Linked DNA regions of Homo sapiens: regions 2, 3, 4, 5, 6 and 7 are each linked to region 1. The links are chromatin contacts, found by Hi-C or POLR2A ChIA-PET in ENCODE. All regions are on one chromosome and are shown on one strand. Each heading gives the region's core, a stretch centred on a gene start or an enhancer-like site at or near the end of the contact. The rest is flanking DNA. Distances are from core to core; before and after follow the strand shown. Region 1 has its middle 130 kb from the start of LINC02836. Region 2 has its middle 96 kb from the start of PRDM1. Region 3 has its middle 78 kb from the start of PRDM1. Region 4 has its middle 59 kb from the start of PRDM1. Region 5 overlaps PRDM1 (PR/SET domain 1). Region 6 has its middle 51 kb from the start of PREP. Region 7 has its middle 82 kb from the start of PREP.

What was found. Hi-C counts contacts between places; a loop is a spot of excess contacts on that map. ChIA-PET counts read pairs that join two places held with the same protein, here RNA polymerase II (POLR2A). Pooled maps may share reads with other maps.
Region 2: a loop to region 1 is called in a map with no recorded cell type, with 9 times the contacts of the local background. The contact joins two enhancer-like sites. A Hi-C loop is called at or near these places in 7 of 37 single-sample maps with no recorded cell type and 6 of 50 pooled maps. POLR2A ChIA-PET finds 5 or more read pairs at or near these places in 1 of 52 experiments (K562).
Region 3: a map with no recorded cell type shows a loop between it and region 1 (9-fold over the local background). The contact joins two enhancer-like sites. A Hi-C loop is called at or near these places in 9 of 37 single-sample maps with no recorded cell type and 9 of 50 pooled maps.
Region 4: a pooled map shows a loop between it and region 1 (6-fold over the local background). The contact joins two enhancer-like sites. A Hi-C loop is called at or near these places in 4 of 37 single-sample maps with no recorded cell type and 4 of 50 pooled maps. POLR2A ChIA-PET finds 5 or more read pairs at or near these places in 2 of 52 experiments (OCI-LY7 and common myeloid progenitor, CD34-positive).
Region 5: a loop to region 1 is called in a map with no recorded cell type, with 8 times the contacts of the local background. The contact joins two enhancer-like sites. A Hi-C loop is called at or near these places in 4 of 37 single-sample maps with no recorded cell type and 8 of 50 pooled maps. POLR2A ChIA-PET finds 5 or more read pairs at or near these places in 1 of 52 experiments (GM12878).
Region 6: a pooled map shows a loop between it and region 1 (2.2-fold over the local background). The contact joins two enhancer-like sites. A Hi-C loop is called at or near these places in 1 of 168 maps with a recorded cell type or tissue (breast epithelium), 5 of 37 single-sample maps with no recorded cell type and 3 of 50 pooled maps.
Region 7: a loop to region 1 is called in a map with no recorded cell type, with 7 times the contacts of the local background. The contact joins two enhancer-like sites. A Hi-C loop is called at or near these places in 2 of 168 maps with a recorded cell type or tissue (GM12878 and GM13976), 10 of 37 single-sample maps with no recorded cell type and 7 of 50 pooled maps. POLR2A ChIA-PET finds 5 or more read pairs at or near these places in 2 of 52 experiments (GM12878 and Panc1).

The regions. Positions count from the first base shown.
Region 1 is chr6:105,756,169-105,759,140 of GRCh38, reverse strand. No RefSeq gene overlaps it. Among named protein-coding and RNA genes, the nearest start is that of LINC02836, 130 kb to the right of the region's middle. Within about 2 kb of position 1,505, at least 4 of the 41 ENCODE cell types and tissues checked have a DNase peak (open chromatin) inside an H3K27ac peak, as active enhancers do; they include OCI-LY7, where a contact is called at or near this core.
Region 2 is chr6:106,180,764-106,183,735 of GRCh38, reverse strand. No RefSeq gene overlaps it. Among named protein-coding and RNA genes, the nearest start is that of PRDM1, 96 kb to the right of the region's middle. RefSeq lists a silencer at 1,102-1,151. Within about 2 kb of position 1,600, at least 3 of the 41 ENCODE cell types and tissues checked have a DNase peak (open chromatin) inside an H3K27ac peak, as active enhancers do.
Region 3 is chr6:106,163,103-106,166,074 of GRCh38, reverse strand. No RefSeq gene overlaps it. Among named protein-coding and RNA genes, the nearest start is that of PRDM1, 78 kb to the right of the region's middle. RefSeq lists enhancers at 1,113-1,572, 1,583-1,632, 1,653-1,752, 1,177-2,023, 2,483-2,562 and 1 more. Within about 2 kb of position 1,499, at least 21 of the 41 ENCODE cell types and tissues checked have a DNase peak (open chromatin) inside an H3K27ac peak, as active enhancers do.
Region 4 is chr6:106,144,266-106,147,237 of GRCh38, reverse strand. No RefSeq gene overlaps it. Among named protein-coding and RNA genes, the nearest start is that of PRDM1, 59 kb to the right of the region's middle. Within about 2 kb of position 1,482, at least 4 of the 41 ENCODE cell types and tissues checked have a DNase peak (open chromatin) inside an H3K27ac peak, as active enhancers do; they include OCI-LY7, where a contact is called at or near this core.
Region 5 is chr6:106,102,285-106,105,256 of GRCh38, reverse strand. PRDM1 (PR/SET domain 1) reads right to left here. Exons shown (of 7, transcript NM_001198.4): 5 at 1-432. Among named protein-coding and RNA genes, the nearest start is that of PRDM1, 17 kb to the right of the region's middle. RefSeq lists an enhancer at 1-483. Within about 2 kb of position 1,381, at least 8 of the 41 ENCODE cell types and tissues checked have a DNase peak (open chromatin) inside an H3K27ac peak, as active enhancers do.
Region 6 is chr6:105,452,119-105,455,090 of GRCh38, reverse strand. No RefSeq gene overlaps it. Among named protein-coding and RNA genes, the nearest start is that of PREP, 51 kb to the right of the region's middle. Within about 2 kb of position 1,575, at least 8 of the 41 ENCODE cell types and tissues checked have a DNase peak (open chromatin) inside an H3K27ac peak, as active enhancers do.
Region 7 is chr6:105,483,234-105,486,205 of GRCh38, reverse strand. No RefSeq gene overlaps it. Among named protein-coding and RNA genes, the nearest start is that of PREP, 82 kb to the right of the region's middle. Within about 2 kb of position 1,410, at least 3 of the 41 ENCODE cell types and tissues checked have a DNase peak (open chromatin) inside an H3K27ac peak, as active enhancers do.

The DNA of each region.
Region 1 (2,972 bases), core at 256-2,755:
GTACATTCAAGAGGTCTTCTCTGAGCCACCCATATTGAGGTTTGTTATTTCTATTGGGCATCTGTTGGTTTGGACTCTTGGTTGAAGGTGACCAAACCAAAAAAGACAAAGCAAAACACTCAAATTAGCTTAAGCAATAGAAGTAATTAATTAGTTAATATAACTAAACAGTCCAAAAGTAGAACTAGTTTCTGACATGGCTAGAATCAAAAGCTTAAACACGATTCATTTTTGGCTCCATCTTTTTAAAAGTCTTTCTCCCTGGTGAGTATGAGGGCCAGAGGCTGCTTAAGCTTCCCAGTTTCACAACCTCAGGAGGAAGACAGCTTCTTTCTCCAAGAGAGAAAGATGAGGAGGACTGGGGAAAACTGAGGCTTGGCCCAACTCAGATCAGCCATCTGTCTATCCTTTAACCAAATGGAGGAGACCTACATCCTACATAACAAGTCCATTCCTAAGTAGGGGAGTAGGGTCCCCCCAGGAATAAGAGGTTTCTATTGTCACAGATTCTGTATCACATACCAGGGCTTGTTGGGGGGTGGGGGTAAGAGGAGGGAGAGCATTAGGACAAGTACCTAATGCATGCAGGGCTTAAAACCTAGATGATGGGTTGATAGGTGCAGGAAACCACCATGGCACATGTGTATCTATGTAACAAACCTGCATGTTTTGCACATGTATCCCAGAACTTAAAGTAAAATAGAAAAAGAAAAAAAAAAGAAGATTCTGTTGCTAGAAGAACCAAAGCCATTACAATCTGCTTATTGATGGTGTGCTGGCAGAAACACTAGGCTTATCGTCAGAAAACCTGTCTCCGCTCTGCCTCTATTTTGCTATTACCTGGGGCAAGACAGTTCTCTAAGCCCTAGACTCCTTAGCTTTCCAGTGAAGACAAGAATAAGCACATGATCATTTCACTGGGACCGCTGTGTGAAGGATACAGAAACAATGCAAATGTAAGGGGTTATTATTAATATTATGATCTCTTTCCGGTCCCTGGACCTGGCTTTTGCCAGATCATCTGTTTACTTGTTCCTAGGGCAAATTTAATTTGCAAGGTTCTAAAAGGGAAGGTGATTGCTCAATGTTCAAATTAAAGAGCTGCCTTCAACCTACCCAGGTGTGCAGGCAGGACATCTGCCTCCCACCTGCTTCACCCAAGTGATGCAAAGAAGAGTGTGTTGGTTTCGGCTTCCTAATCATGATCATGGAGACACTAAGAAGTGTCTCTGTCATGCAGCTTCACTCTGAAATGTTGGGCTTCTATTCGTGGACTCTTTTGAAAGCTGTCTTTGACTCCTGAAAACCAAAGCACTTGAAACATTCATTTTTTTTTTATCTCTAAAAATGGAATAGGACGACTGGCACTTGTCCTAAAGCCCCAGCCACACCTGCTGTTTATCCTGCATTCACGCAGTGATGACTCTCCCCTAGAGTTCATGGCATTTCCTTTGACACATCAAAGTGAAACTCCTAGAAGACAGAAACAACATGTCTATTGTTAGAGGAGGAGTAAATACCCCATTTCAAGGTGAAAACCACACCACCATGTTGATTTTTTTTTGAAGTCCTAATACCTTAGTTGGCTAGATTTCAGGGTTAGGAACCAGTGAATGGACATTGGTGAAAGTGCAAGCTGTCATTCTGGTAAAGTCACCCCCTTGGAAAGGAGTGTTATAAAAATATTTCAAAGAGGAGAACAGACCAACTAAATTCACAAAATCTTTCCCAAAGGAATTACTTGTCTCCACATCCAACTGGTCACTAGGTTCCCTGAACCCTGGATTTTCCATTAAGCGTAACCTCTTCTTTTCCTCCCTACAACCTTAATTCTGGCACGTTCATTTCCCATCTGGACCTTCCCTCCTAACTCATTTCTAGTGCCTTCTCTTTTCCAATCTGTCTTCTCTCCAAACTTCCTTCCTCTCAGCCTTATCCATGTAAATGCACACTGAGTTAGGATGATATGTCCTTGGGAACTTTTTTTTTTTTTTGAGACAGGGTCTAACTCTGTTGTCCAGGCTGTATTGCAATGGTGTGATCTCAGCTTACTGTAGCCTCCGCCTCCCAGGCTCAAGCAATCCTCCCATCTCAGCCTCTGGAGTAGCTGGGACTATGGGCATGCACCATCACACCTGGCTACTTTTTGTATTTTTTGTAGAGATGGTGTTTCGCCAGGTTGCCCAGGCATTAACCTCTCTCTGCCTTAGTTTCCTTAGTACTTAGTTCAAAGGATTATGTGAGAATTCAGTTAATATATGTAAAGGGCTTAGAATAGTGTTTGGCCTATAGGAAGCTCTAATTAGGGGTTGGCTGCATGAGTGTTACCTATTATCACCTAATCATGTTCCTGGCAGGCTGCTGCTTAAAACTCCCACCACTTTCTGGTCAAGGCAGATGTAGCTTTTGTACATGGCAGGCATCTCCTCAGGACCTGGCGCTGCAGCCTCTTCTCTCACACCCGCCCCCAGGCACTCTGGCCTCTAGTGTCCAACTACGTGTCCCACCCATGTGGTTTCTTCTACCTTCCCTCCATCCCCAATTGGAACTCCTTCCGATTCTTCAAGGCTGTGCACTGGTGATTCCTCCTCTGAACTTCTCCAGGGGAGACAAGTATGTCTTTTTTGGTGCTTTCTTCATTGAGTATAACTACTGTTTATTGGATGTCTAGAATAGGCCTGGGACTTTACATACATCATGTCATTTAATTCTCACAACAGAAACATCATTCCTATGATACAGATGAGAAAACTGAGGCTCACAGAGCTGACATTACTAGTTTGAGAAAGCAGTGGTACCAGGATTAAAACCCTGGTCTGATTCTGGACTCCATAGTCATTTGACTACGCGCTATGCTCCTTTCCGGTGTGGCTGTTAGTTTTTGTGTACCTCTCCTCTGAATCTCTGAGCTGCCTCCATGCCACAAACAACATCCTTGAGAGCTCCCTCCCTGCTCATGGAGGAGTCTGTGT
Region 2 (2,972 bases), core at 351-2,850, 420 kb before region 1:
TTAATAGGCTATTTGAGGTAACCTTTTCTTCAGTTTTTAGAAATTTGGTTTATGTGGGTCATGCCAGAGAATGACAGTCTCACTTTTATTTATCATACTATTGATATTTAGGTCTGAGGTAAGTTGGGTTTCCTGTTACATGTGCCAGCATGGTTGAAATACAAATGTAAAACCTTGGGGTATGATAGGAAAATCAAGTGTGACCATATTTAGGAATATTTGAACCTATTCATTGTCGATCAATGGATGGAGTCCATCAAAATACCTACTTGCCTGAGTTCTGTCATCCTCTTGTTTCCTAAATATATTTATCTCCTGGTCTGAAAATATTAAAAATTACAGTGATGGTAGAGAGGAAAGAAGAGAGGCATGCCTCTTTTCAGATCATTTGAGATTAAGCGAAAACTTGGACATTATAAAAATTTATTTACTATGTAGCTTTATTTGACAAAAGCATCTTTCACATTATCAATCATGAATTATAAATTTGATTCTTCATGCTTACGAGCAGATATAGTACTACTGTAAAATCTAGTAGGAACAATATAGTAACCATGGAGTGAAAGACTCAATTTTTAGGTCCTTTAGGTAGCTCTTTAAGTACTTAGGTTTTTAAGTGCAAAATCATTTTTATTAACTATGTTACTGTATTAGAATGATATATAGTGAGATAAAGACAAATTTGAAGATTGAGGGATGTCAGTACGCTTTGACGTATAAGTTGACTCCTATGAAAGTGATTAGTTTGGCTTTCCCTCTGTAGCTTTCTCACCTCCACATCTCAAGGATAAATAAAGTACAACCAGGCGTTTTCCATTTTTTCCCCCAGTTCTCAGTGGAGTATATAGCACACAGTTGGTGTTTAGCAAGTGTGGAAAAAAGGATTACTTAATAACTTTATAATGAGTGTTATATTTTTCTGGTAAGAATACCAGCTATAAAAATAGAACCTTGTCATTTAGAAATCAGTATACAAAGTGCACTTGGTTCGGCCTGGCATTAGTGATGAAGACTTGCTTACTCAAATCGACTACTTTCGGTAGGAACCACTGTGGACCAGATCCTTGCGTCAGTCCACATTCATTTTAGTTGCAGTGTAGACCGCAGCACATATCTTGTGTTTCAACATCACTCTAATTTAAGCAGCCCCTAAAGCTGGAGCTATTCTCACCAAGCATCTGGAGGTATTTGTTAATTCTGACCTTTTCATAAATGAGTGATTTGTGTCTTGCTTTTGCTTAGAACTTTACTTCTGAAAATAAGAGCTATTTAATTCAACATTTCCCAAACTTCCTTGACCATAGAATTTTTTTTTCTTTCCTAGTATCACAGCTTCCTATTGAACTCTAGCATGGGAAATACTACATTAAATCATTAGCTCATAATGACCTAGAGTTTATAGCATAAATCTTACTTTTCCCTTTCTGACAACTCTTTAGCTATTTGAAAGAAGCTCTCAAGCGTCTGACTCATCTCCAAACAAAATAGCTCTAGTCTGTTCATTCCTTCCTCCAAATATCTCCCATTTTGTCAGTGTCATTCTTGAAATTCATCTGCCAAGTATATACTGTGTACTGAGTAATACATGCCAAGTCATGTGCTGTCCTCAGGGGATGGAGTAGTTTAGGTTTTCATAATGCCAATATTGGATGCATAGTCTGGCTGCTCCGTAGTGCCATAATCTGACAGATCACATCCAGGGTGAGATTTAGTGAAAGGGCTGGGAATTAACCATAAGTTCTGTTTATGAAACATCCATCCAAATATAAAAACTCAGGCAAATTGTCAATGGATTGGAGAAAACCTCAATTCATAGGTATGAGTAAGTAGGAATTCAAGGGGAATATTTGCTCTCAGGGAGTTGCCATAAAACTAGCCAAGAGAGCCATGGAGCTGAAATATGGTATTCTGTTATCAGTCACCAAGATCCCCAGATAGAATGCGGCTGAGGTCAAGCAGAGAGGGACTGGCCTCACAAATGGGTGGTTTTCTGTGGTACTGGCACATACAGCAGGTATTTCTGATCTCTAGCTGTACTTGTTTGGGACTTGATGACTTTGTCTTTTTGTGTTGCCTAGTGCATATTTTCCAAGTAAGGTACGCTGTAGAAAGCTCACATCTGTAAGGTGGGTTTTGATACTCTTGTTACTCAAAACTGTTAGTTTTTAGCTTTCTTTTACAAAGACAGTCACTCATTGACCTAGAAACTGTCTGACCCCAACGATTTTGTAAAAGCCAAGAGAAATTTGTTATCTCCTGACTACCAGTCTTTTTTCTGCATATGCCATCTCAACCATGTCTTCCTGAAGAGTTTGGTCATGCTCACTACCTGTATTTCCATGGCTCCTTTTGTCATTGTTTTGAAATTCATTATAATGTAATATGAAATGTCAACTTACCCTGATGTTTCTTGTACTGTATCGATGCTGATATTCAGTGAAGTATGACAGAGCAAGTTATTGATGACATCTGAAGGTATCACCAGGTCTTGGAGCCAACTTTAAAAAGTGAGGGAGCAATTAAGTAAAAACTAAGTAATTTTTGTTTCTTATTTATTTTTTTTTTGAGACTGAGTGTCACACTGTCGCCCAGGCTGGAGTGCAGTTGCGCAATCTTGACTCACTGCAATCTCTACCTCCCTGGTTCAAGCGATTCTCCTGCCTCAGCCTCCCTAGTAGCTGGGATTACAGGCACCCCCTACATCCAGCTAATTATTTTATTTTATTTTTAGTAGAGGCAAGTTTTCACCATGTTGGCCAGGCTGGTCTCGAACTCCTGACCTTGTAATCTGCCTGCCTCAGCCTCCCAAAGTGCTGGGATTACAGGCATGAGCCACGGCACCCGGCCAAAACTAAGTAATTTGTGGACTGGATAGTGCATGCGATATTGGAGCAAAAAAATAGAAATGCCTGATGGGTTGCGATTGTCAGTAATCCAACTCAGATATACGGTGGACATCTTTAATTCTGGGC
Region 3 (2,972 bases), core at 250-2,749, 410 kb before region 1:
CTTGCATCTGGCCTCCTGCCAATCTAGGTTACTCACCTGATCTTTGCTCTTCAGTGGTCTTCCAACATCTGTCTCTGTCCAAACCAGCAGCCTCAGGAAAGCCTTGCTTCCATGCTAGCAAACTGGCCTCCTCTAGGGCCATCTAACCAGTCTTTCCTTGTTGCCTTTTATATACTAAATATGATTCCTAGGGGGTAAATTTTTTTTAAGGTGTTAAATACCATGTCTAGGCAGATTCAGCTCACCCAGAAGACTAGAATTGGCAGCTATGCCTCCTGCTCTCTGCTTTGATTCAGAACCTGTGCTATGCTATTGTCAAGCCTGGGTATTGTACCTTCTTGGTCCATTTTTGAATTTTTCATCCATTTTGACCAACACTGTTTAATTCCTGCTTTTTTTTTTTTTTTTTTTTTTGAGACGGAGTTTCATGCTTGTGGCCCAAGGTGGAGTGCAATGGTACGATCTCAACTCACTGCAACCTCCACCTCCCAGGTTCAAGCGATTCTCCCGCTTCAGCCTCCCAAGTAGCTGGGATTACAGATGGCCACCACCATGCCTGGCTAATTTTTGTATTTTTTTGTAGGGACTGGGTTTCACCATGTTGGCCAGGCTGGTCTGGAACTCCTGACCTCAGGTGATACACCTGCCTTGGCCTCCCAAAGTGCTGGGATTATAGGTGTCAGCCACCGCGTCTGACCAATTCCTGCATTTTTTAAAATGACAAATGACATGGTCAAGAAAGCCTTTCTGCATTTCCTTTCTTTGGTCTTCATTTATTCATTCAACCAGTATTCTGTTACTGTGTCCTCTGAACAGTCTCAATAAAATTGTTGCTGCTTGGTGCTTTGTGTATGTGCACCTGTTCCCTCTCCTAGGTTATGAGAACAAAAGCCAAAGATCCTATTTTAAAATTTTTATTTATTTTCTTAATTTTTTGCATCACCCACAAGACCACAGGCAAAGCCTGCTTGGGAATGAACTCGTGAAGAGCTGTGAAGCACAGATGGGTCTCTCTGGTCTTTTCCCTCTACTTCCATCCCCCTTTCTATTCTTCTAAGAGTCTCACAGACCCTTTCCATCTGAATTTAGTTAGGCCTCCAGCAAGCAGAGACACAGATTTCACAGTCAGGTGCTGCTCCATGCTGTACTGGGGTGATGCCCCAAAGGTGTTCTTGGCCCCGGCCTTCAACACCCTGTGTTGATGTACTTGGTGGCAGATTCCCTGCCATCTCCCCAAATGATCGTGTCTTCTCTTCACATCTCATTATGTTTTCCTTGGCCTGATTCCTTTCCTCCTACCCAGTCTGATTCGTCTGCCTTTTCCTGACTCCCTTCCAGGCCACCCCTTCCCCTGGCCTCTCTTCGTACCTTGGCCGTTAGTCTTGCTTGATGCCTCTGTATGCCTCACTTTGGTTTCTGTTCCCCCTTATTCTTTTTCTTTCACTTTCCCCCACCCACCCGTCGTTTTTAACAGTGTCATCATGACTTACAGTGTGGGAACATGATGCTTGCTGTCTCCCACATTACATAGCCGCCCCTGGATTTCATGTGACCAACATTCCTTCCCCTAACCCCTTGGGCAGGATAGAAACTCCCCCACTGCCAGAAGCCGGGGCCTAGCCCTCATCGCGAGTCCCGCTTCCTGCCCACCTCAGGAAGCAAGGGCAGGGCAGAAGATGGAGGCCAGGGCCACAGAGTTCACCCCAGACCTCGTGTCAGATTCTGTGGGGCAGTGTGAGCTGGGTGTGACTCAAGGCACCACTCACAGCAGCTTTACTCTGTGAAAGCACGAAACAGGGAGGGTCCTCATAAAGGAATGGCAGGGGCTGTGGGGAAGAGGTGGGGTAGCACATATGACTGAGGCCAGGGAGGTTTCTAGTGCTGACATGACTTGGCCTCCTCATCCACAAAACTCACTTGAAACACCAGAGCTTGATGAATAACAGCGTCCCAGTCATAAGCAGAAAGAGCTCTTCCCTTTTTCTTCCGTCAGCCCTCACACATACCGCTTGTGCAATCTGTTCTTATGTGAAGGTTTGCAAAATCGTCCAAGTGGAGGATGGGTCTGGGATTTCTTGGACACATATCCATCCTGGAGGGCCAGACATCAGCCAGGGCAGCTGGAACAACCTGGACTGTCACAGTAGGAGGGGACGGGGGGTGTCAAGGCTGCTGGGAATGGGGCCTTCTAGCACTCGGTTTCAGAGAGCAATAAATGGAGTTCTTATTTCAAACGTGCAAACCGGATTTGGTCAAATACTCTCCCTGTGAGGCAGCTGCCCTTTGAGGCTGTGGACCAGAGTGGAAATAAAGCTCCTGTCTGACAAAGGATAGGTTTCCTTGACCCTTTCTGCTGACTATTCCACTTCCTGCTGGTTTGCTGCGTTGATCCTTGGGCAGCAGCCCCAGGGGTGCTTGCTGCAGCAGAGTGAAAGTGATTGCCAGCCTGAGCTCTACAGGCTGACTTTGGGCTCTGCAGGCACGTTCTTCCCCTTGCTTATTTTCCACTGCTGTTTGTGAGTCAAGCTCAAGGGCCACGCTGAACAGGCTGCTGGAGGAAAGGAGTGAGCCAGGTCTCTTGATATCTTCTAAAGTCTCAGAAAGGAAGTACAGACCTAATTCAGTGCCCTCTCCTTTTCTCTTCAAGTGCAGGTGGTTAAAGTCCCCCTGATATGGTTTGACTATGTCCCCTAAAAAGCATGTATTGGAAAATTAATCCCCATTGTAACAGAGTTCGGGGGTGGGGCCTGATGAGAGATGATCAGGCCATGAGGGCAGAGTGAATGAATTAATGCCGTTACTGCAGGAGTAGGTTGGTTATAAAAAGGGAGTTTGGCCCTCTTTTACACACACGCACTCTCTCTCTCTCCCTCTCTCGCTGTCTCGCTCTCTCACTCTCTTGCTCTCTCACTCTCTTGCTCTCTTGCCATGGGATGATGTAGCCACCAGGTGCCAGCTCCTCAGTCTTGGGC
Region 4 (2,972 bases), core at 233-2,732, 390 kb before region 1:
GGTGCATGCCTCACCCGGAGAAGGCAACTGGCTCCAAAGCCTTGGCTCTGGGGATGTGGGGCAGCCCAGGTACCTATGGCTTTGTTAGAACCTCATGCTAACAGAGCAAGAGTTCTGAAGCTGCTGCCACACTCCTGTCCCTCACCTCTTTGTGTACCTGCCATTTAATTTACCCAAGAAGCCTGGAGATCAATAAGAGGAACTCACCCTGTCATTAGACAGGGCCCTAAATTGCAAGTTGCAGCTGGAGAAGCTTCAGAGGCATTGTGATCACTCATGAAGAAAGATGACTAATCGCTTTCTTCTGGTCACTTATTTGGCTTATGACTTTGGTTTCTCTACTCTCTAAGTACAATAGCTATCAGATTTCCATGTAACTAGGTAGTGACAATCAGTATGTCCAGTTTCATTTAATACACTTGTTTGTGGGCTCTGCTACCTCACCTAGGCCAAATTGCTTAGTTGTATTGTATCCTGCCATTTTAAAGCTTGGGAGACAGGCGAAGGAGGGAAAGCTCACCTCAGTTGACCAATCGCCATCTCCATCAGCATCAGCATCAGCATCAACATCACTAGTGAGTGTCCAGGAGACATCGTGTGTTTAACCCTTTGCAGTGAATTTAATCTCTATGTATCCAGTGCAAGTTAGACAAACAGTTCCAACAGGTTTGGATCTCAGCCGTGTGCAGAACCCTATAGTTTAGAAAAACAGCACCAAAAATACACCAGCATTCCAAAGAGCAGGGGAATTTATCTTCTACCATGGTTTGAAGCCAGCTGTTCAGGGCACAGTTGCAACCAATGTCCTATATTACTTTTCTAGGCAGGGACCAGAGCAGTCAGTTTTTACGGGAATGCTAAGCCCCCTGTAAGGCAGCATCCTTACCCACTCAGAATGGAAGCCAGCTCTCCAAAGGTTGACCAGGTCCCTGCCTGTGTGCCTGACATCCTTTCTCAAGGAACATGCACACCCATGTCTATTGGCACGGACTTGTAACTATCTCCTTCCGAATTTGGTCCTTGATGTTAATACTGACTCCCCTCCCCACACACCCCAGCCTTCACTTTCCCCCAGCTCTGCAATCCCCGGGCAGACAGGCAGGTCCCACCGGGCTCTTTTGTCTGCTCAGCACAGCAGGCAGACGTCGGGGTGGTGGTGCATGCTAGTTAACTAATTAATGATTGTAAAGCACTTTGAAAACATAAAGAACCAGATAAATGCCAAGTATTATTGTTATTAATGATGAGGAGGCTGTTTAGTCATCCTCAGCCCTGAACTCGGCTCACTGCTCCCACTGTGGCTGCAGGCTGATTTGAGAACCAGGATGAGAACTCCCCTCCTCCCTGCAGGCGCTGTTTCACACTGAGTCAGTGACCAAGGTGAAGGGCCAGGAAACCTTCTCTCCTCATCTCCCACCTGCTGTCAAAGCACTGCCTACTTTGTGGCTGTAAGGCTAACATTTACCGAAAGCCAGGGTTTGAAACTGCCTCTCTATTTCCCATTCACCTGTTTAGTAAGTTCACTGATGTTTACTTGAGTGCTCGCTGATGGTGATAAGACTGCCATCTCTGTCTGAGGACAGCATGCAACCTGAAATGAAGCCCCACTTTTCATTTAGTAAAATTCCATGAGGATGGATTCACTTCTGCAAGGATCTCTTTTACATGTTTTGGGGGCTTGATATTTTCTTATAGATGCCTCTATGTATATTTGTTCCTTTGATATAGCAACTCTGTCAGCTGGGGAAGGCAGATGTTATTTTCCCCATTTTGCAGATGGGAAACCTGAGGGTCAGGGACATGATGAGCCTTGTATAAGGCCCCAGGGGCTCTAGAATCTAGTGGCAAGGCCAGAGTTCACTCCAGCTCGCCCGAGCCCCGGGCTGAACAGTGCCCTCTGACATATGAGGTGACTGCAACAGACTCCAGACACCTGGCAGGATGTGCAAAGATACGTTAAACAGCTTCTTAATATGTTCTAGCAAAGCAGACACTTTCAGAAACCCCATGGTCTCTGCATGGACATCTGACCTGAAGCTCCTTTAGCCACTGGCTAGCATTGAGGAGTTCTCCATGTCTTGTTTCAGGCTTGTTATCCTGGAATCTGACACTCTCTCAAATGCTTGGGCCGATAAGACCCTAGAATCCGTCTGTGTAATATCCCCCCTCCACAGATGATGAAACTGTGGGCCAGAAAAGTCCAATTACTGGTCATTGATGCCAGAGCCAGTAAAGGGGTGAGGCTTGCTGCATGCTTCTCCCACCCTCCTGCAGGGCTTCTGGCTCAACAGCCAGCCACCATTCAGCCTCTGGATCTCTACTGCTAGATGGGAAGGTTCCAGGGGGTTTCACGTCTTTTGTGCTTTTCTGTATTTTCCAAATTTTCTTCATTGAATGTTTTCCAAATTTTCTTCTGAAATAAATTATAGAAGGAATCAGAAAACGGGTCCGGGTGCAGTGGCTCACGCCTGTAATCCTAGCACTTTGGGAGGCCGAGGCAGGGAGATCACCTGAGGTCAGGAGCTTGAGACCAGCCTGGCCACCATGGCAAAACCTCATCTCTACTAAAAATACGAAAATTTTCTGGGCGTGGTGGCAAACACCTGTAATCTCAGCTACTCGGGAGGCTGAGGCAGGAGAATCACTTGAACCCAGGAGGCAGAGGTTGCAGTGAGCTGAGATCACGCCACTGCACTCCAGCCTGGGCAACAGACCCTGTCTCAAAAAAAAAAAGAAGTAATCAGAAAATAAATCATTATTATATATATATATATATATATATATACACACACACACACACACAGAGAGCTATCTACCAATCTGCCTATCTGAGGCTCACATGTACATATAACATGTGAGCATTTATATAAGTATGGGGCACTGCATTTCTCTTCCCAAAACTCTCTCTTGGATCGATAGTCTTTCACTGGGGACTCACTTGAAGGTTTAGACATTGCTGGTTGTCTTCTCCC
Region 5 (2,972 bases), core at 132-2,631, 350 kb before region 1:
CGGGGCCCACAGGGGACACCGTATTCCCAGGGCTGCTGTGAGGGCTGGAGCTCTTGAGGCTTTGGTCGGGGCTGCTTCTTGCAGAGGGGCTTGGAGTGGTGGAGGATGGAATGGGGGAGCGAGTGATGTACGTGGGTCTCTCGATCCCGTAGGCCAGGGAAGCTTTCAAAAAGTCTTCTGGCAGAGGGGCCCGGATGGGGTAAACGACCCGAGGGTAGAAGGGCATTTCGGGGCTCCCACGTCTTCTAAAGTCATCGAGGTCCTTTTCTGATGTGAGGGGTGAAATGTTAGAACGGTAGAGGTCCTTTCCTTTGGAGGGGTTGGAGTCCAATTTTAGGATTTCTTTCACGCTGTACTCTCTCTTTGGGACATTCTTTGGGCAGAGTTCATTTTTCTCAGTGCTCGGTTGCTTTAGACTGCTCTGTGTTTGTGCTGAAATAAAGAAAAAGGGGCGATTACACAGAGGGCTAGAGAGAACTGAAGCAAAACTGCCAAAGTTGCTCCTCCTTCTTGAGAAAACCTGAGTAACAGCTGGCGACACAATCGCCACATATCTGGCTTCCAACGCACTCTCATTCTAGAAGGCTCTGGGCCACTCACTCAAAAGTGCAGTTCCGTTTCCTCCTCAGCAAAATGCGGACAATGGCAGCACAGACAGAACAAACAGCAGCCTTGGGTGATTCTGTTTTCATTAGTACAGACCTTATGATAGAAAATTGCTGTTTAGGCTGGAGTAAGATAGCCTAAGCTGGATGCAGTGGCTCTTGCCTGTAATCCCAGCACTTTGGGAGGCCGAGGTGGGCGGATCACCTGAGGTCGGAAGTTCGAGACCAGCCTGACCAACATGGAGAAACCCCATCTCTACTAAAAATACAAAATTAGCTGGGCGTGGTGGCGCACACCTGTAATCCCAGCTACTTGGGAGGCTGAGGCAGAAGAATCGCTTGAATCTGGGAGGTGGAGGTTGTGGTGAGCCGAGATTGTGCCATTGCACTCCAGACTGGGCAACAAGAGCAAAACTCTGTCTCAAAAAAGAAAAAAAAAAAAAAAACTTCCATTTTAATGGAGTGGAAAAATACTGGGGTGGGGACCCTGTCATAGGTTAATAAAAGTCTTTCTGATGTTCATGGTTTACCTAAAGGAAATCAGCATACCCTGAGAACTAAATGTGAAAGATTAAGACTCATTTCAAGTAATACACAGTCATCAATTTTCGCTTCTACTCTTGTTGAATACGAATTTGATAAAGCCCTGTTCAAACTGCCTATGCCAAGGAGCTTAGCGAAGTGAATACCACCTTCCTCGCGATGTGCAGACAGCCTAAGCACTTCACCAAGGCTCTGTCTGGTCTAGCCAGGATCCCAGCAGTGCTGGCCCCTGGAGTCACAAGGCGTGACAGTCACCTCTGCCAAACCACAATAGGTACTTCCTGAGCCAGTTCAATTACTTAGCGCACCCAAGAAAACAGAACAGGCTAAGAGGAAAGCACTTATTCCCAAAGACGGCACGTTATTACTTGGTAAAGATACTATTTAGGAACAGCAGCAATGAGGACAGTTCTAGACTATCCCTGCCACAGCCAGCCCTGTCTCCTCGCTACACAATAAATGATGCCTTCAGGAAAAAACACCCATCTGGGCAGGGAAAACTGAAAATTCCCTGCTCAGCCTTGCCTGGAAACCAAAAGTAAAACATACGATGTTTAGTTTGAGCTCTGATTATTGGAGGACAGTCACTCAAGCCAGGACACCTGCCCTAGGAACGCACTGAAGGCATTGGCTGTCAATGTGTGGAGATGCCTTCAGAGGCAGCAGGTTTGGGGGATCATGCTGAAGCCTTTGTGCAAATATCCTTCATCGTCTAAAAAATGTCTCTGCTTGAATTTAGTTGAGAAAGAACTCCACACTTGCTATCTGATAGGTCTAGAAATGAACTCTGTGAAACTCCAGAACTGAACCCTTTAAATGTATTCTCTAGGCTGACTGGCTTGAGGGATTCGATTCCAATTTGAGAGCCCCTTAGAGAATGTTATCTCCTGCCAGCGGTTATCAGTTCCTCCTGGGCGAGCCTGAAGCCCCAGAATAAACACAGAGAAGAACGCTATCAGGGAAGATGCTGACGGGGGGGCCGTGATGGAAAGCTTGCTGAGGGAGAGGGATTTCTGAAGCCACTAAAACAAAATAAATATCTCCTTATCAGGCCAATATCGGTCTTTCAGTGAGGCCCAGCAGGCAGGAAGTTCTAATTGTCACTTTTGTTTTTTAAAGCTAAAATGGTAAAGGATGAGAAAGACAACTAAGCTTGAAAACTGATAGGCAAGGCATCTCACAGCCACAGGAAGGAATTTTATGAAGGTGAAAAAGAATTATTTGGAAACATCTATATAGGGTCAAATTCATAATGATTTTTAAAAACGATGCCGCTCGAATAAAATGGAAATACAAAAAACTTTACCCTCATGACTTTGAGCCATTTTTACTCAAATTATGTATCTAAGTCTCATATTTTTTCCAGTGGCTTCCACACTCCCTTGGTTCTATAATTCAACAAATAATAATAGCATAAATGTGCAATAAGCATAAAGTTTCAGTCCATCTGTGGCACTGCCCCTCACATTTAGCCAGGGATTCTTCTTAAGTACCTTAATATAATTTGAATGTTGAACTGATATGAAACTTATGATTGGGCCAACAAAAAAGCCAGAATTTTAAACTTTCTATGCAAAACACTTAGCACAGTGCCTAGTATATAGTAAACTCACAATAAATGTTTGCTATCTCTAATGCCTTCAGAAAAATAGATTTGCATCTTATTCTAAAAGAACATCCAGAGTGACATGTTAGCCTCCCTAAGATGCTCTACAGGTGGAAATTAGGAAGTCCATATACAGTAAAGGTGCATTTTAAAAAATCATCCTTCAGCAGCTGAGTAATCAGTGGAGCTGGTGTCATTTCTGACTCTCCCACTCAGCA
Region 6 (2,972 bases), core at 326-2,825, 300 kb after region 1:
AGCAGCTGCAAGAAAGGATCTATGCCCTTTCCCTTTCTGCTTAAAAGAAGGGCATATTTCCCATGAGAAAGTTGCCCTTCTGATACCAAGAAGAAGAGAACACTCTTATCAGAGACAGGACTTGGGGAGGAGATGGTGCAGAGATAAGTCTGCACAAACAAACCTTACTGAAATAACCCTTATCTTCCATTAGTTTCTCTCATATATTTTCTAGTCACTTTCCCACAAATTACTGCCCCTAGGACCTTTTTGGACACCCTTCCTTTGTCCTATCATTTCTCCACAAATTTTTTGCCCTTTGTTAAAATGGTATATAACCCCTGAGTCTAACTGCTTGTTTGGGGTTTTCGCTTCTTTCCTATGAAGCCCCTCATGCCACATAAAAATATTTACATCAAATAAAATTTGTATGCTTTTCTCCTGTTAATATGTCTTTTGTCTGCTTGATTCACAGGCTCAGCTACAGAATCTAGGAGATTAGAGAAAGGTTTTTCCTCTCCTACAAGTGTAAATGGGAGGAAAGGAATAGGGGATTCTTCCCTCACTGTTGTTGTTGTTGTTTGGTGCAACACAAATATTACTGAATTTCTATGAGTTAAATGAGGTTTTGTTGCAACTTAAATGTAGGTTCAAAACCATGTTATAGAACTCAAGAAATTAGAGATATTAGCCTTAGAATTATATATTCACAGAAGACCCCAGAGCTATCTTAAAATATTTAAAGGACTACCCATTGACAGAGGAATTAGAACAGAGATGGCCATTTCAACAACTAGTCATGGCTGTCTGGAGCTCTGAATTAAAAAGAATGTGAAGCAGTATCCAAGCTCAGTGGAAAAAATTCTGCTTGACAATGATGTCTGTCAAAGCTTGAAAGAAAGCCAGTACCCATGTGTTGAGAACAGAATGGCTATAGCTGACAAATACTAAGCATTTGAAAGAGGAGTTTATGTGGGGTTTGGAATGCCATTTTCTCTCATGCACACTAAGTCAAGAAAGTTTAAAGGGGAGAGAGAAAGAGAGAGAGAGGGAGAAGAATAGAACGATTCTTCAGAAATGAGAGCACTTACAATTATAAACAGCATTCTCTTTCATTCCTGGTAAGTTTCCACTTCCTTTTGCATTTTCTCATAAAGAAATCCATGTATCCTTACAGTAAATTTTCTTGTTTAGCTTTAGCTAGTCATCTAGATTTCTGGTTTTTGCAGCCAAACAACCCCTAAGAGATCTATGTCTTAGTGGGGCCAATTTCAATCCCATTTAATTCAATTCAACCGATGTTTATTGAATACCTATTGTGTCTCTTATACCCAATAATTGGGGTTGAGTCTTGAATCTGGCCTATGACTGGAATCTATGAAAGATTCAAAGGGAAAAATAGGCATAGGTTATGATGAGCTATAAAAAAAGAAACGAGACAGAACATAATGTAGAGTTCTTAGCTCTCCCCACCCAGATTTATGTTCTGAGTTTTCTTTAACATTCTGTCCAATCGAGTGCGAGTGGGCTGAGACGTGGGTGGCAGAGCTGAGACACGGCCCCTCTAACTGTCTCATGTACAAACTTGAGGGGTAAGAGGAAGTTTGACACAGGAAATAACAGCCAGCAGCCGGGCTCTCTGACGAACACTACCCAGTGAAGCCTTTTAATTAGGCAAGATCATTTTTGTTAAATCTGCTCAGAAAATACTGCCTTAATCTCTGAAGATAATAAACCTCATTTAAAGTCCTGAGTTGACTCACTGTCCATAATGACTGAGATACAAATAGAGCTTTTATCCTGCAAAAACCATTACCAGGACACAGCCAATTAAGAAATTAACCAAAATCTCCATCCCCAGTTAGAGTGCTTACCTCTAGGAAAAGCCTGAGGGGAATTATAAAGACACAGTTTCTATGTGTGTTCTAATGCCAAGGTCCAAAGCAAAGGAAACCCAAACCAAATCAAAAATTGAGAAGGAAACTGTTTTAATTGATCATGAGCCGCCAAACTTCCTCTTCTGCATTATCTGTGTTTAAGTAATCCAATTAGTTTGACCTCATATGAGCAAGAGAACCCAAGTGCACATCTTTTGAAGTGGTTGTTTGGGGGTATCCTGAAAATTCTTAATATCAATCCCAGGAACATCTAAATGGTATTTTCCCCTGCACTCCTACCAGCATAGTGGAAATATCAATACCACAGGTGGGGTGCGGGAGGAGGATATTTGCTTTTTGCTATTCACTATCACGTATACACACACACGTACTTTTACCCACATTATGGAATTACTAAAAACAATGTGTGGCTCAGACTAACCATTCCACGTTGCAAATAATATCAAAATGGCTCCAAGTAGCAAAGAGAGCCAAGCGTGAGTGTCATGTATGAGCTGATGCTGCTGGTAAAGCCTTGCTTTTCCATACATAGAATGTATCACAAGAATCTGGCCTGGAGGTGCCAAAGTAATGGATGACTCTTACTCCAGCAGAGGGTCTTGGCCATTTACAGCTGAAGGAATGTGCTAGTGGCAATGCTGCCCTCTTTTGGAACAGGGTACAGAGATGGGTCTAATTACCAGCTACTTTTGTGAAAAGCAGTAATAATAAATTAAAGACGATGCAGTGATTTATCCTCACCAATGACTCCTCTATCTTTTCATCAAGACAGTAGTGGTCCAGAGTCTCTAGTGGTTTTCTTTAAGTGTTGGAATAGAGAGTGACTAAAAGTATACATGAATAGCCCTCAGGAATAACTCGTCTGAAAGGCGAGTTATTCTCTTTTTTGCTCTTCGCATCTATAGCTTAGCATGCAGCCATTGATTACATACTTACTGCCAGGAATTGGTGAAAGAGTGCAAATAGAGGGCCATATTCTAAATGTCTAAATAGTTAAAGGTTATAAAGCAAGCTAACAAACTGCTAAAGAAAACAGATTCTATCCTTCTGCCTCGACAAATTTACCTAAGTGACCTGGGGGCCTGGGTTAAATTT
Region 7 (2,972 bases), core at 161-2,660, 270 kb after region 1:
GAACTCTTATTAATCTTCAACATTCAAGATAGAAGATTTAATGTTCTCTCTGGATTGTTCAGAGATTTATGACACCTATAGAAATGTTCATAAAATTTGAGGCTATGCAAGCCTTTTGGCATCTGTCTCATTGTTATCGGAACCATAAAAGTCATCACCATCTTGTCCACAGCCAGTCTTTTCTTCCTAGATAATCCGGGGAAAAATAAAGTTGCCTCTGAGTCTCTGAGTATCTGCTTGAAGCAGGCTCTGTTGTCAGGTGTGTGTGTGTATGTGTGTGTGTGTGTGTTGAAGGAATAGTGGTGTCATATCAGGGAAGGGAGAGAGAGAATAGCAGATCAACCTGTATGTGTTTGAGGACTTAAAGGGGAATTTTGAGAAATTGTTTCTAGAGCAACTCATTTTATCTGTCAAAAGGATGCTGCAGTATGTACGTCGCTCACTTCAGCCTGGTTCTCTGGCCCAGCCTACCCAGGAGTGGTAGTCTCCGGAGTGTACACAGAGAAGGGAAGCAGGTGCTTCAACTCCCCCAGCATCTGGTTTAGATGACCACAATGCTGAGAACACCTGCAGCCTGCATTTCAGCCAAGTCTGGCCTCCCATTGTATTCGATTGGACTTTCTGCCTTGAGCAAGAAAAAGGAATTGTTTATCAGATTTGCCAAAGGATCTCCGGGGAGGTGGAGAAAGACAGGATAAACAAACCTACAACAAGCAAGGGTAAGCAAAGCACTGGGAGACTTGGATTATTTGTGACTGTCCGAGGTAATCTTTCAACCTGACACAAAGTAAGTAAAAGCTGAGAGAGAGAAGCAAATGTTAGCATGGACCAAGTCAGTTTCCCAGCGGTTCATGAGGGAACCGATATTAGATCATCTTGTCCAAACTCTGGTCCTAGGCTGACACAGAAATCAAATTCTCAAGACTGGAAAGACTTTCAATCAAACAACAAGGGTTTAAAAGATGACTGTCCTAGAAAAATCTTACAAAGAAGATGGTCTTACCACTTGCGTAGCAAATGTTCCATTGCGCACTTTATAATTTCATATTTTGTAATAACTACGCAATGGGTAAGCTGGTTACCTGCAAATCATATCAAAAGCGATAATCTTGGTTTTACTTCTCTAACCAATGTAAGCAAAGCAAGCACGTCTGATATAGCGATATAATACAACTTCATGGTTGGTATATAGGAACAAAAATTAAATTAACGCGCTTATTTCCAGGGCCTCAGAAAATAGTTTAGCGGTATCATATATTGTGTTTTCTTAGTAAATAATTCTGCAGGAACCCCTTCTTTTTCTTTCCTTTGTATAGAGCCCCAACTAGTGGAATATTGGAAAACTGCACTTAAAGAGAAAACATTTAAATAGGAGATGACCACAGGTCTCTCTTCCTCAGGTTAAGAGCCAGTAAGATCGTACAGACACTGCTCATTTTGGGGTGTGGAGATATGGACAAGGCGCTGAATTAAAAGGGGAGGGGTGTGTGAAACTGGCTTATACTTAGCTCCTCACAGGCATAAAGGGCAAACTCGTACTGATGAAAACAAGTGCAATCTCTGGCATTTGAAATGAGTCAATGGGCTATATCTATCACTAGTTTGAGAAAGGAAAATATTTATTGAGTTCAGAACTTATCTTCTTGAAGATATCTTTTCCAAAGAAAGAGGAAGATATCCTGTGACACAAGATTGTATATGTTGGAGGAAAGAGACCTGGTTTCACAAATTAGATGAGAAGGCAGTTGGCAACATTGTCCCACTGGTGCAGAACAGAACAGAACAGGTAACACTGTGCCTGTGCTGGGGTCGGTGAGAAGGAAGGGAGAAAGCAGGTGGAGGCAGCAAAGTGAAGGGAAGGACTCCCACACAAACAACTAAGAGTCAAATATAGACACCTGGAGAAGTGATTTATGACACAGATTTTCCTGAAGGAATGAAATCTTAGGGGTTCTCGGGCTTTTAACTTTGTTCCTTTCTTTGTTTGTTACCTCTCCATTTCAAGGAATCTCATGCTTGTAGATTTTTTTAGGAGTCTTGGCTCCCTTGCCAAAAAGCACCAATAAAATGCAGGCAGCCTGGAAAGGTTATAAAAATGCAAGATGAATTCATCAATCAGACAAGGTCTTGTCTGTACGTGCAACAGGGGGTTCACAGACAGGCTTCAGGGACTTGGTGGAGCTCCCTAACAAGATGTGTAACTTCTGTGTGTGTGCATTCTTCTGGATTTTATAGCTTTTATCAGATTCTCAAAGGGGCCTGTAACCCAAAAGAAGAATAAGGAATATAACTGTATAGAAATCTGCACACAGACCAAAAAAAAAGCAAAACTCACACTCACATTTTAATGGATGCCCCTCAGAATGATCCCAGACTCCATGAAATTCTGCTCTTAGAGAAGCCAAACAGAGATATCAGATTATTTCAGTACATCATGAGTCAGACTGTAGCCTTCTCTTTTATCATGCAATGACTCTTTGAACAGAGAGCTGCAAGACGTTTTTTGTTGCATTTTGCACTGCTGTGATGGCATAGGGCACCCTTCTCAAACCTCAACGTGCTGTCCTTGAGCAGGTTCCAAGCTGATTAACCTCCATTAACCAGCTTTCTTCACCGTGCATTAAACAAACAAGATGAATTACGCTCAAAGATCCAAAAGCAGCAGCAATCATTTTTGTTAGTTTTTCTTAATAGATTAAGCAGTGGAAAATAGAAAAAAAAAATGCTGAACTTTGGGACTTGAAGACTTACTCAGCACATTTGGTTGTTATCAAAATTAAATCATGAAAGCAGAGTTTTTTATACCACTTCATGTTTGTGGTGGTTATTAAATAAACTCTCCAGTTTTTCATTTCTTTTGAAAGGGGATTTGTTTAAATACTACTTATTTGAAGATTATTAAGTCTCCAGAGTTCAGGGATAACCAGGGCGATAATGCCATGGTGATGCTATCTAACTTCTTTTATGGCATC